Regions from separate parts of the Homo sapiens genome. Here region 2 is linked to region 1. Evidence: read pairs that join two places in POLR2A ChIA-PET (ENCODE). Cell type or tissue: PC-9. All regions are shown on one strand. Each heading gives the region's core, and the rest is flanking DNA. Links, peaks and the distances in the headings are about the cores only.

Region 1 (7,152 bases), core at 980-5,979:
CAGGCATGGAGCAGTTTAGAAATTTGCTCAAGGTCACACAATTTAGCAGAGCTGAGATTCAAACTCAAGTGGCCTGGCTCCAAAGCCATTCTTCTAACCATGACACAACTTTTTTTCTTTTCTTTTCTTTTTTGAAACAGGCTCTTGGGGTCTTGCTCTGTCACTTGGGCTGGAGTGCAGTGGTGCAATCACGGGCCACTGCAGCCTTTATGTCCAGGCTCAAGTGGTCTTCCCATCTCAGCCTCCTGAGGGCCTGGGACCACAGGTGTGTGCTACCATACTTGGCTAATTTGATTCTTTTGTAGAGATGGGGTCTCACTATGCTGCCCAGGCTGGTCTCTAACTCCTGGGCTCAATCAATCCTCCCACCTGAGCCTCCCAAAGTGCTGGGATTATAGGCATGAGCCACTGTGCCCAGCGACCATCTCTTTAATATTTGCAAAGATTGATACAACACTGCCTCTTTAATATTTGCAAAATTAAACTTGCTGTCAGTATACATTTGTGAATTTGTTCTTCTTAGGTGGTTTCCAGAATAACATTTTATTTCACTCCCCATTTTCATGTTGGTTATTTGACAATCAGCTTGGATAAGAGAACCTTGTTACAGTTCTCATGACGTTGGCTTTTTAATTAAGAATATTCTTCAGTGAAAGGTGGGCTGGCTGCCAGGCCCATCTCTCAGTCCTCATGTTTGGCTCTGTCTTAAGATATCCTCATATGTTCCTCCCTACTTTGTGTTAGAGACATTTTGAGTCTCTCATTTCTGTGGAGATTGAGGCTTGCAGTTGGTTTTGCAGCGTAAGTGCACATAAAAGTTCTCATGTTTTTCTTGCTCTCTGTTCAGTTTACACCTAAGGAATGAATGCACTATGGAAGTAGAAAGGCTTTCTGGATGATTGTTCAGCAGACCTCAGAATTTCTCTTTTTTTTTTTTTTTTTGAGATGGAGGCTTGCTCTGTCACCCAGCTGGAGTGCAGTGGTGCAATCTTGGCTCATTGCAACCTCTGCCTCCTGAGTTCAAGTGATTCTCTTGTCTCAGCCTTCTGAGTAGCTGGGACTACAGGCACGTGCCACCATGCCCAGCTAACTTTCTGTATTTTTAGTAGAGACGGAGTTTCACTGTGTTAGCCAGGATGGTCACGATCTCCTGACCTGGTGATCCACCCACCTCAGCCTCCCGAAGTGCTGGGATTGCAGGTGTGAGCCACCGTGCCTGGCCAGAATTTCTCATTCTTATACCATAATCATATCATCAATAACCATATATGCTTTAGATGAGCTCATAATCTGTCAGGGTTGTTACAGGTATATGCTCTTGCTACCAAGATTCCTCTTCATTTGACTGGAACATGGACCTAAAGCAACCATGCATTTGAATCCAAAGAAAATGCCACAATGTAAAATAATGTTGCAGGTTCTTTCCTTTGAGGAAGATAAGCAAGATTAATGTGAAATGTGTAACTTCTCAAATTAGTGCTCAGGCTGGGCATGGTGGCTCACACCTGTAATCCCAGCACTTCGGGGAGGCTGAGGTGGGTGGATCACCTGAGGTCAGGAGTTTGAGACCAGCCTGACCAATATGGTGAAACCCCATCTCTACTAAAAATACAAAAATTAGCTGGGTGTGGTGGTGCACACCTGTAGTCCCAGCTACTTGGGAGGCTGAGACCGGAGAATTGCTTGAACCCAGGTGGCGGAGGTTACAGTGAGCCAAGGTCATGCTACTGCACTCCAGCTAGGTGACAGAGCAATACTCTGTCCAAAAAAACAAAAAAAACACAGTGGTCAGCACAGAATTACTCTGTCATTCTGAGGCCAAGCAAAGAAACTTTCGAGGCTGTTGGCATTCATAAAATAATAAAAATCACTGCTGTCTATTGATGTACCATGTGCCAGGCACCAAATCATGCACTTTATATACATACCCTCATTTAATCCTCACTGCTAGCTTATGAAGTAGGTATCTTTTTTTATATACATTAAATGAATTTAAAAACCTCACATTTGGAAGGATTAAGCAGCCTGCCTGTAGTTGTGCAACCAGAATTAGGCCTCAGGTCTATGGGACTCCAGAGCTCATGCTCTTAACCTCTGTGTTTCCCAATTGAACATCTGTCCTTAAGCACATTATTTAATGCCCTTCACTAAAGTATAGCATATAATATTAGAACTGCAGAACTACAGGATTCTCAAGGCCAACAGTTTTTACAAATAAAGAAAAGGTGCGCAAGAAAGATTAAGAGCTCCAAGTCACATGGCTAGTCAAGTACAGTCTTCCTCATGGCTCCTGTAGTGCCTGTTAACAGAAATTGTTTGATTCACAGGCTTATGTAAATCCTCACCTGTGAAACCTTCTCTAGGGGAGGGACAAGAAGCAGAAAGTAGGCTGCATTTTCTGGACCTGACTTCCCTGTTTTGCTTTATCTTAGGCAGCCAGAGATTAGACATATTTGGAATTATTTCATGCATCAAGAGAAGCAACTGGAATCCCTAGAGACATGAATACAACTTCAGGAAAGAAATCTGCTTTTCTATTCTTTGATGACTGACCTAGGCTGTGTGGCTAGCTCTTCTCCTTACTTACAAAATTATTATCCCATAAAAAAGCACTGGAAAACTAGAGTTTGGAAAGCAATGAAAATGAAGCAGTTGCCTCGTAGAACTGGAAGCTCAACTTCATGCCTTAAATGTGGATTTTTTTTTCTAAGTTCTTGGGGTGGTCCGGTATCAGAGCTCATAATCAGACCCTCAGAGAATATGGCCAGTATCCTTCTAGCTTGGATTTAGATCACAGATCAGCTGTGACTATTGTCACAGTTGCTAGGCAACGTTTGTATGTTTATTTCGAGGCCTACCCACATGTTGCATCAGAGGCCAAAGCTCATGTGCTCTGCACTCCTCAGAACAAGTAGAGCTCTTTATTTTTAACTAAACTGTTTCCTTGTAATGTATTTTATGAATGTACAGCCTACTCTGCCAAGCTGTAGTTATCTTCAGTTTCTCCCTAGTAGTCCCAATTCTCTAAATTTTTGCATTCAACTTCATCTAACCTGTTGCATTCTGGACTGAATATCTCTGGTACTTTCCTACCCCTAAGTCTTGTGCAAGCTGTTTTGCTCACCTAGAATGCCTGCCTGATCCAGCCTCTATCTACACATTTTGTAAAATCAAGATATTTTGTTTTAATATTTGATATGAGGGCAGTCAACTTGTTACAGCAAAAAGTTCATGGACATTATTGTCATATCTGTGTTCAAATTCAGGCTCTGCCCCTTCTTAACTGTGTAATCTTAGATAAGTTATTTAACTTCTCTAAGCATCACTTTTCTCATTGATAAAATGCAGATAATGTTTACCTATCAAGATTTATGAAGATATATTGAAATGAGATACATAGAGCACCTGTCACAGCTCCTGGTATTTGGAAGATTCTATAAGTCCCCACCTCCCTGTAGATGACACTACAATAAGCATCCAATAAATAGTCCCTGCCTTGTCTATGAAGCCTTTCCTAACCATCTTCCAAACCAGCACCTCAGAAATAGTCTCCCTCTTCTGACCGCCTGTAGCATTGTATTGTACCTAAGATCTTATCACAGTCAAACTTGTCAAATACTATGTTCTGAGATACAAGTTGGCACTGTAACTAGATCTGCTAGCACAACACCATATTCTGCCCAAAAGAGATGGCTGAACTTCATTCATAGATGATCCATTGTTTATCTTTCATCAGAATCACACTTTCAGTTATCATAAACACTATACCTTGTTAGATGACTCTATTGCAGGTCTCTTTAAAAGCACCATTATTATACTTAATAATTAAAGGGATTGTAAGAATGTATGTCATGGTGTGACAGCTTGGCAAACAACAGACATCTGAATATTCATTTCCTGAAGTGAATAATCCATCATTACAGAAAGAAAAATGGAAGCCTGTATTCAATAGACCTATAAAAGGTGTTTAAAGAATGTCCATGTCTTTCTTAGAAAAGCCCCTTGTGAGCAGCCTTGTTTTGTTGCGGTTGTCTTACAGGAAGCAGCTCAGGGTTTTGCGTATATGTGTTTTATTTTTAAGTTGTACAACTCCTGGTTGATGACAGTCATAACGTAAATGACCTAAAGTTTAAATTGCGTTATTCTAATCAGTTTTCTGACCTCTGCTGTCAACAGAATTTCTGACGATCAAATAATAAAACTCAGACAATATTGGTTTTGTGCCATAAAATAATACTCTTGTGTTTATTCATGTACAAATTCATGCATTTATCTCAGATACTTGTTAAGCAACTACTATGTTAAGGCTCCGGGGATGGGGATGGGGATGGGTGGCAACTCAAACAGGCCTGGCCCCTGCCTTCATGGAGTTCACATTTGGCTGTTTTATAAATGTTGTGAGGAAAGGATTTTTTTTCACCCATGATTGCCTTTATTTCAATATTTGAGATGTGTTATTAAATAAGAATCTGATCATGGCTCAGGTCAAATTATTTGTTTTTCTCTTGTACATCTAGCAGAGCTGTTTGTAAAAGTTAAAAATTAGTTATTGATTTGTCAGATTTTTTAATTTAGAAAATGTTTTGTATTTGTTTTGCGGTTTGCCTAAATTGCTCTAACATTTGGTATCTAATTTGACTCTCACAGTAACCCTGTAGGGTGCATGGTATTGCCATGATAAGAAACTAGATGCTCAGCAGGCTTAATTGACCTCCCATGGAGTCCCGGCCACTTAGCAGCCATCCAAATGGAAACTTAAGTCTTCTGATTTATTAAGTGTGTTCTTGATTCCAGCTTAAAAAAAACTTAAAGTATTAAAACTGTATCTTATTCTGTGTTTAAATGAGACTAACTGACAGCTAGAAAATGGAAACAAAAATGTGAATCAACTGTGATTTTTGAGCCCCTCTCTGCTACTGTATAGGCACTGTGGGGAGTAGAAATGACCTCTGCCTCTTGATAAATTTATAGCTTCATCGATAAGACATAATGTACACTTAGAAAGGAACTCAGTAACCCTCCAACACAGAATGCATGGTTCAGTGTTAAAGTGAGAAATATCAACACAAGAGTTGAGAAGATAATAAGAGCTAAAGCAGATGCAAATAGTGTATCTTGAGCTAAATCTTCAAGGGCAGGGAAGATGGGACTTGGGCAGGGAAGAGGCTTCTAGGCAGGGGGAATGGCAAGTTGCAAGGCTCAGAAGTGGAAGGGAGTGTGATGGTGATAGTGATAACAATAACTGCCATTTGCCCAGCACTTATCACTTGCCAAGCAGTTATTGGTTCACATGCATTAACTTATCCTTAAAACGGCTATCAAAACAATTCAACCAGAGAAGAATTGTTACTATTTCAATTTTACATATGAGGAAACTGAGGCAGAGAGGTTAAGCAACTTGCTCAAGGTTGCATGTGCATTAAATGGCAGCTGGATTCCACCATGGTCTTGAGACCAGAATCCACTCTAACCCTTTTAACCTGTGTGTTATGCTGCCTGATGTGGTGCTCGTGAGATGGTAAGGACACCTTCATGGTTAGAGGGGAGACTCAATATGGGGTCATGATGAGAGAGGTCAAATAATGGAGAATCTAAAAATCAGGCAGAAGGCATTAAACTTTGTCTAGGACTTATTGATATTTCATCAGTGCGGAAACATGGTAGACATTTATTTTAGAAAGATTAGTCAGCCCTAGACAGAAAGGATTGAGAGACAAATAAGGGTAAGGATGGCAACTATTAGATGGAAACTATTAAAAGGGGGTTTCTATCCAGGTATGGGTGATAGGTGATTAGACCTGGAGTAGGGTAGCAGTAGAAATGAGAAGGATGTAATGGTGATAAGGACTGGAACTGGCACTGAATCAACAGGTGAGTCAAGGCCAGGTGATTTCCTGAGAGCAGCTTCATGGTATTACCCCCATTTTACAGATGAGGAAATACGGAGGCTCCAAGAGGTTAATTTGGGCTAATAAGCATTGGAGCAGGGATTTCAGCCTATATCTATCTTTCTTGGCTTCCTCTCTTTAAGGTAAAATAATGCAGTCTGGTCATATAGTAGAGTTGCTGATAAGGTTTGAAGAATTGCTCCCAAAATAAGAGATGCTTAAAGTCATGGGGAGAAATCAACATTCAGAGGGAGCAATAATATCAGAGAAAAGGCAGAGACTGACTATTAAAGAACACTGGAGGGAGGGAGGAGGGTAAGGATTGAAAAACTACCTATCAGGTACTGTGCTTATCACCTGGGCGATGAAATAATCTGTCCACCAAACCCCCATGACACGCAGTTTACCTGTTTAACAAACTTACACATGTGCCCCTGAACCTAAAAGTTAAAAAAAAAAAGAATACAGAGAAGAATGGAGCAAGTGGAAGAGGCTTCCGGAAGAAAACAAGTTAGAGGTATAGGGAGGGAACCCAGGGCTCCTAAAGCCACAGCAGCCAACAAGGAGAGAACAGTCAGTGAATGACTCAAAGTGAAACTGCCAATGGATTGTCAAGTGGAGAAGGAGGGAACATGCACGCAGCCCAGTGTTCTTAGTAACCCTCAACAAACAAAGACAGATTCAGGTGTGTGAAGGGCAAGTAGTGTTGCAGGTGGGAGGATATGGGAGTGCTGCCAGTGATGGGGTGGAGAAGGGAAGGAAGGTCTGTCATGAGGAGAAAGAATTCTGACGCATCCGATGCCCCACTCTGTGCCAAGTTCCGAGCCAAGCCAGCTGCGGTCAAGGGGAGAGATCACGGGGAGGCTGAATGGCTGGAGGGGAGGCAGAGAGGATTCCTGTAATCCAGTGGGAGGTGCCTGGCAAGAGGCCAGGAGGACGTGAAGGGATTCTAATGTGTGGTAGACAAAGAAGTAAGGAGCTGAGGGAATGATTGTTCCATCAGCTACATGTAGTGGCGCAATGGATGAGCCCGCATCCTAGGAGCCCCCTTCCTCTGCCCCTGCTTCTATAGAAGCCCTTACCTTCCCATCCTGGCTCACTTGCCAGGACCTGCTGGGGAGCTCAGAACCCTCCCTACTCCCATCCAGTCTCACAAGACAGTTAAGTGAGCCTCCCACCTCAGCCTTCCAAGTAGCTGGGACTACAGGCGCGTGCCACCACACTCAGCTAATTTTTAAATTTTTTGTAGAGACAAGGTCTCACT
Region 2 (7,152 bases), core at 1,154-6,153, 130 kb after region 1:
GTTCCCAAAGCTTATTATATCATTCTTATGCCTTTGTGTCCTCACAGCTTAGCTCCCACTTACAAGTGAGAACATACGATGTTTGATTTTCCATTCCTGAGTTACTTCACTTAGAATAATGGCCTCCAATTCCATCCAGGTTGCTGCAAATGCCATTATTTCATTCCTTTTTATGGCCGAGTAGTATTCCATGGTATATGTATATACCACATTTCCTTTATCTACTCATTGGTTGATGGGCATTTAGGCTGGTTCCGTATTTTTTCAATTGTGAATTGTGCTGCTATAAACGTGTGTGCAAGTGTCTTTTTCATATAACGACTTACTTTCTTCTGAATAGGTACCCAGTAGTAGGATTGCTGGATCAAATGGTTGATCTACTTTTAGTTCTTGAAGGAATCTCCACACTGTTTTCCGTGGCAGTTGTACTAGTTTACTTTCACACCAGCAGTGTAAAAGTGTTCTATTTTCACCACATCCATGCCAACATCTATCATCTTTTGATTTTTTTGATCATGGCCATTCTTGAAAAAGTAAGGTGGTATTGCATTGTGGTTTTGATTTGCATTTCTCTGATCATTAGTGATGTTGAGCATTTTTTCATATATTTGTTGGCCATCTGTACATCTTCTTTTGAGAATTGTCTATTCATGTTCTTTGCCCACTTTTTGATGGGATTATTTATATTTTCTTGCTGATTTGTTTGAGATTCTGGATACCAGTTCTTTTTCTGGTATATAGCATGCAAAAATTTTCTCCCACTCTGTGGGTTGTCTGTCTACTCTGCTGATTATTTCTTTTACTGTGCAGAAGCTTTTTAGTTTAATTAGGTCCCATCTATTTATTTTTGTTTTTGTTGCATTTGCTTTTGGGTTCTTGGACATTAATTCTTTGCCTAAGCCAATGTCTAGAAGGATTTTTTTTCCACTGTTATCTTCTAGAAATTTTATGATTTCAGGTCTTAGATTTAAGTCTTCAATCCATCTTGAGTTGAATTTTGTATAAGGCGAGGGGTGAGGATCCAGTTTCATTCTTCTACATTCCTTAATTGACTTGCCAGTTAAAGATAACATCTTAATGTTACCAGCGGAGGGTGTTCAGGTTCTTGGCAGCTTTGGACAAAGAATTGGACAAAACACACAAACAAAGCAAGGAAACAATGAAGCAACAAGAGCAGAGATTTATTGAAAATGAAAGTACACTCCACAGGGTAGGAGTAGGCCGGCACAAGCAGCTCAAACGCCTAGTTACAGAATTTTCTGGGGTTTAAATACCTTCTCGAGGTTTCCCACTGGTTATTTTGTGTACACCCTAAGTAAATGAAGTACCTGCAATCAGTCTGATTGGTTGCAGAAAGCAACCAATCAGAGGCTTAAGTGAAGTTACAAAGTTACACCCCATCCAAATGTCTTATTGGTTGCAGAAAGTGACCAATCAGAGGCAAAAGTGAAGTTACAAAGTTATACTCCTTTGCAAATGAAGACTTGGCCCATGACCAGCCTGATTGGTTGCAGGAGGGGACCAGAGGTACTTTCAGTTTTTCATCTGCCATGCACAGAAGTGGGGAGGTTGCAAAGGGAATAACCCTTTTGTTACTTGGGCGTGGAAAGTTGGGGTTTTCCTTTTGATTTAGTTCCAGGAATTCAGCTTGAATTGGCCTTAGGTTCCCTGCCTCAGACCCTGTTTCCCTGCCTCATTAACATATGTCCCTGAGTTGTTTTTCAGAAACTCAGACACCCACCAAATGGATCCACTGGCACATAAACCTCAGGTAAGGGAGAACTGAGGACTAAACTCTGACGGCCATTCGTTGTTCTAAATTTCTTCTTGAGGGGTCTGGAAGGAATCAAGTCCAAGAGCCAGAGGTAACATTCTTTTCTACTGACCCTAAATTTTTAAACCAAGCTTTTCTTTCTTAACTAATTGCAAATCACAAAATCTTTGAATCTACCTATGACCTATGAGCCCTCGCTTCAAGATAACCTTTTTATGCCAAACCATTGTATTATCTCCATGTGTTGATTCATGATTTTGCTTACCCTTGCCTTTAAAAACCCTTACTTGCAAGCCATCTAGAAGGTCAGGTCTTAAGCCTGAACTGCCTAATTCTCCTTGCTTGGCGCCCTACAAATAAACACCCTTCTTTCTCCCACTGCAAACCTTGGTGTGGATGTTTGGTCTCACTGTGCTAGGTGAGGGGGCCTCAGTTCATTTCAATAACACTGCTAATGTAATATAATTCAGTGATATGATGACTTCCAACTCTTCAACAATTGGTTCTCCCCAGTTGCTATGAGCAAGCTCCAGCACAGCAATCAAACTCTGTCACTTTAATGTCACCTCATCAGGTATAATTCAAATATACTTACTGCTCTGTTTCCTGCATTTCCCAGGGCTGAGTAGTGTAACTCTCTCTTAAATTCTCTGAGACAACCCCCACTGCCACCACCACTACCCATTTCCTTCCCAATAAGTTATTATTGTTATTTATTTATTTATTTTTTGCTTAAGCCAGTCACAACCAATTTTGATATGTGCAATTAAAAGAACCTAAAATAATATGGTCGCTCGTTAATGAATTAACATTTTACTTTGAGGAAGTTTATCAGTTACTTGCCCAAGCAAGTAATTTACAAGTCCTGAGAGAAATAGGAACGTATTTTAGAAGGCAGGACTGGTTTCAATTCCAGTGGGTGATCTCTGAGCAACCAGATGGTAGCTCCAGGGCATTGTGGTTTGTAGACAGACACTGAAAGCAAGTGGAAGAAAAGAGAATGCTAAAAACAAACCTTATCTTCAGTATTCTGCCCAGCATGGCTTCTGGCACTCTCCACCTCCTTTGGCGAGAATTGCTCAAACTTTTAAAAAGGGCTGTTGATCCAAATAATATGGAAGCTAGGGTTGTTTATTTCCAAGTGCTCATCATCTTAGATTCTTTAAAGAAGTTGAGGTATTGCCACTTTGAGGAGCAGAGAAGAGTCAGGAATAACAAATTGGGTGAGAAAAATTATGTCTGATTCCTCTTCTCAGATACATCAGGTTACTAAAGCATTGTGTTTTTCAAAGTTTTACAAAATTGCCTACAGAATGGTCTGTATGTTTAATACGATAAACTATGTATATTACTGGGGGGAAAACCAAGTTTTAGCGGTGATTATATTAATATATAATAGAGAGTTAAACTGGGAATAGAAAAATTGATTTAAAAAATAAGAATATCAGTATAAAATTACAATCATTTGTTCAAACTTCTCATTATTTGGGTTTAATTATGTTGCAACTTTTTTTTTTCCTTTGAGACAGCGTCTCCCTCTGTCACCCAGGCTGGAGTGCAGTGGCACAATCTCAGCCCACTGTAACCTCCACCTTCCAGGTTCAAGTGATTCTCATGCTTCACTCTCCTGAGTAGCTGGGATTACAGGTGCACACCATCATGCCCGGCTAATTTTTGTATTTTTAGTAGAGACAAGGTTTCACCATGTTGGCTAGGCTGGTGTTGAACTCCTGGCCTCAAGTGATCTGCCCACCTTGGCCTCGCAAAGTGCTGGAATTATAGGTGGGGATCCACACTGCCTGGCTGCAACTTATTAATTATATGTATATAAGTAAATATTTTACACATAAAATTGGTTCTTTTGTTTGACTAATTTATCTTCATATTAATTAGTCTGAATAATTTAAGCTATATTTGCCTATTCAAACTTTTAAAAATTATCAGAAGTACTGCTCATATTCTGCAATTTCCTGTATGATCTTGAGATACTCACTCCTTCTGGTCCTCTATTTCCTCAATAGAAAATGACAATTAGATTAGATATCTCTAAGACCTAGTCTAGCTCTAACACTCTGTGAATCTATACACACCTTCACATGCAAACTTTTGTATATGTTCTGAGAAAAGAAGGAGAGAAATTATACAAGTACATGATTTTAAACCTTTGGATTTTTTTTTGAAGATCATATGTGAAAAAAATGTTCTTGGTAGTACTAGTCCAGCATACAATAGGGCATAATTTAATCCCTAGAGGACACAGTTATTGATAAATATTAGAGGATAAGATAGTAAGGTAATAGAAGGGTCACCCACAGATGCTTGTATCAATGTCCTAATTCAGTCGTAAAAAACAGAACCCAAAGGAGATCTCCAGGAACCTTGTAGGTCCTTAAAGTTGCCCCATGATTGTAATGTATTCTCCTAGTTTAGCAGTTCTTAAATGTCAGTGTTTTTAGAATCAACTGGGGAACTTGGTATAAACAGAGGCCCATGATCTATCCTACCCACCAACCTGGTCCTCTGCATTGCTTTATTTGATGGTAATACACATCAAAGTTTGAGAGCCACTGCACTGGTCTATTTACTCTTTCATTCTTTCTGACCAGTAGGTCTGAAAGTTTTCTGCACATTAGAATCAACTGGGGAGCTTCTTAAAAAATAATCCTGATTCCCTAGCCCACATTCCATAACAATTGAATCAGAAGCTCTAAAAAAGAAAGCCAGGTATTAGTACTTTTTGTAGCTGCTGAGGGGATTTCAATGTTCTGCCAAGTTTGAGAACTAGTGTTTTCTTCCAGTGCTTCTTAAACTTGCATATGAATTTCCTGGCAATCTTGTTAATGTGTAGATTCCAGTAGGTCTGAGATAGGGCATGAGTTCCTGCATTTCTAATAAGCACCCAGGACATGCTGTTGCTGCTGGTCTGGGGATCACATATGAGTATTAAAGTCCTGAACAACAATTTTATATCTCTTTCCCAACCCCCCTCCCAGCATTTTCTCCACCATCCATTCAACCAAAAGATGCAAAAAAGTATAAACTCAGAAATGGAGAAGCCATGGTAAAAAAAATGAATGATTTCTCTGAAGAGTGCTGCTGATGATGTAAAGAAATTTAAAACTGGAACAAATTGTGAACTGAAGGTTCTATTTGGATGCTGTAATCAACTGGTCATTGGAATGGCATAAAAGAGTGTCCAGGAAAATGCCATTTAAAAGTTGAGTACAGGGCCGGGTGCGGTGGTTCATACCTGTAATCCTAGCTTTGGGAGGCTGAGATGGATGGATTGCCTGAGCTCAAGAGTTTGAGACCAGCCTGACCAACATGTTGAAACCCCATCTCTACTAAAATACAAAAAAAAAAAAAAAATAGCTGGACGTGGCTGCGTGCACCTGTAATCCCAGCTACTTGGGAGGCTGAGGCAGGAGAATCGCTTGAACCCGGGAGGCGGAAGTTACAGTGAGCTGAGATCATGCCATTGCACTCCAGCCTAGGTGACAGAGCAAGACTCCATCTCAAAAAAAAAAAAAAAAAAAGTTGAGTACAAATGAGACAAATACAGCTTTCAAAACTTGTTTGCCAAAATATGTAAAGCAAACATTATGAGATCTGAAGGGAGACATGGATGGCAGCACAATACTAGTAGAGGATTTTAATATCCCACTCCCAACACAATGGAAAGATCATTCAGACAGAAAATCAATTAGGAAACATTGGATTTGAATAACACTTTAGATCAAACAGGTCTAACATATATATACAGAACACTCCATCCAACAGCAACAGAATACACATACTTCTCAAGTGCACATAAAACATTTCCCAAGATAGGTCATGTTAAACCACAATCTGGCATAATAAATTCAAAAAGATAGAACTCATATTGAGTATCTTTTCAGACTGCAGTGGTATGAAACTAGAAATCCATAGCAGGAGGAATCATAGGAAGGTCGCAATTATGTGGAAATTAAACAGTAGACTCCCGAAAAACTATTGGGTCAAAGAAGAAATTAAAAGGGAAATGAAAAGATATCTTAAGATAAGCAAAAATGGAAACAAAACATTCTGAAACTTATGTGACAGCAAAAGCAATTCTAACAGAGAAGTTTATAGCATTAAATGCCAACACCAAAGAGTAAATCTCAAATAAACAATCTGATGTTGTACCTCAGCAAACTAGAAAAAGAAGAACAAATTAAATCCAGAGTTAGTACAAGGAAGGAAATAACAAAGATTACAGCAGAAATAAATAAATGAAATAGAGACTAGAAAAACAAAAAAAAAATCAGCAAAACCAAGAGCTTGTTTTTTTGTTTTGCTTTGTTTTTGTCTTTTTGAGACAGAGTCTTACTCTTTTGCCCAGGCTGGAGTGCAGTGGTGCTGTCTCAGCTCACTGCAACCTCTGCCTCCCAGGTTCAAGTGATTCTCCTGCCTCAGCCTCCAGAGCAGCTGGAACTACAGGTGTGCACTACCACACCTGTCTAATTTTGTTTTATTTTTAGTAGAGATGGGATTTCACCATGTTGGCCAGGCTGGTCTCAAGCTCCTGACCTCAAGTGATCTGCTGGCCTCAGCCTCCCAAAGTACTGGGATTACAGGCATGAGCCACCATACCCTGCCGAGAGTTTGTTTTCTGAAAAGCCAAACAAACTGATAAACTCTTAGCTGGACTTAAGAAAGAGAAGACTCAAATAAATAAAAAATCAAAAATGAAAGATGTGGCATTACAACAGAGGACACAGAAATACAAAGAATCATAAGAGACTAATATGAACAATTGTACACCAACAAATTGAATAACCTAGAAGGAATGAATTCCTAAAAACATGTAACCTACCAAAACTCCATCATGAAGAAATAAAATATCTGAATAGACCAATAGTGAGTTACAATATTAAATCAGTAATTGAAAAGTTTCCCATCAAAGAAAGACCTAGGACGAGATGGCTTCATGGCTGAATTCTATGAAACATGTAAAGAAGAACTAATACCACTCCTTCTCAAACTCTTCCAAAGAATTTAAAAGGAGGAAATACTTACAAACTGTTTTTATGAGGCCAGCATTACCCTGATATTGAAGCCAGACAAGGACACTGCAAGAAAAAAAAAAGCTACAAATATTTTTAATGAACATAGATGCAAAAATTTTTAATAAAATACTATCAAACTTATTGAACAGTACATTAAAAGTATTCACCATAATCAAGTGAGATTTTTCCCTGGGATGCAAGAGTGGTTCAACATATGCAAATCATAAATGTAATTGATCATATTAACAGAATGAAGGACAAAATCCATATCACCATCACAATAGATGCAAAAAAAGCATTTGACAAAATTCAACATCTTTTCATGATGAAAACTCTCAATAATATAGG

What was found. ChIA-PET counts read pairs that join two places held together with the same protein. Peaks named below come from ENCODE experiments on the same cell type or tissue, not always from the same donor. Only the 100,000 strongest peaks of a DNase experiment are listed, where the experiment ranks them.
Region 2: POLR2A ChIA-PET joins it to region 1 with 8 read pairs; 2 of 35 experiments call an interaction of 5 or more read pairs at or near these places.

Annotation. Positions count from the first base shown.
Region 1 is chr5:96,712,209-96,719,360 of GRCh38, forward strand. The region is part of intron 3 of CAST (calpastatin); the gene reads left to right. It overlaps LOC107986363 (a long non-coding RNA gene), which reads left to right. Exons shown (of 2, transcript XR_001742454.2): 1 at 1-265; 2 at 2,433-4,231. Among named protein-coding and RNA genes, the nearest start is that of CAST, 53 kb to the left of the region's middle. In PC-9, for the core only: no CTCF peak of the experiment used is centred there; a DNase peak (open chromatin) is centred at 2,863; H3K27ac peaks cover 1,920 bases.
Region 2 is chr5:96,841,957-96,849,108 of GRCh38, forward strand. It overlaps a transcript of ERAP1 not described here. Among named protein-coding and RNA genes, the nearest start is that of ERAP2, 31 kb to the right of the region's middle. In PC-9, for the core only: no CTCF peak of the experiment used is centred there; no DNase peak of the experiment used is centred there.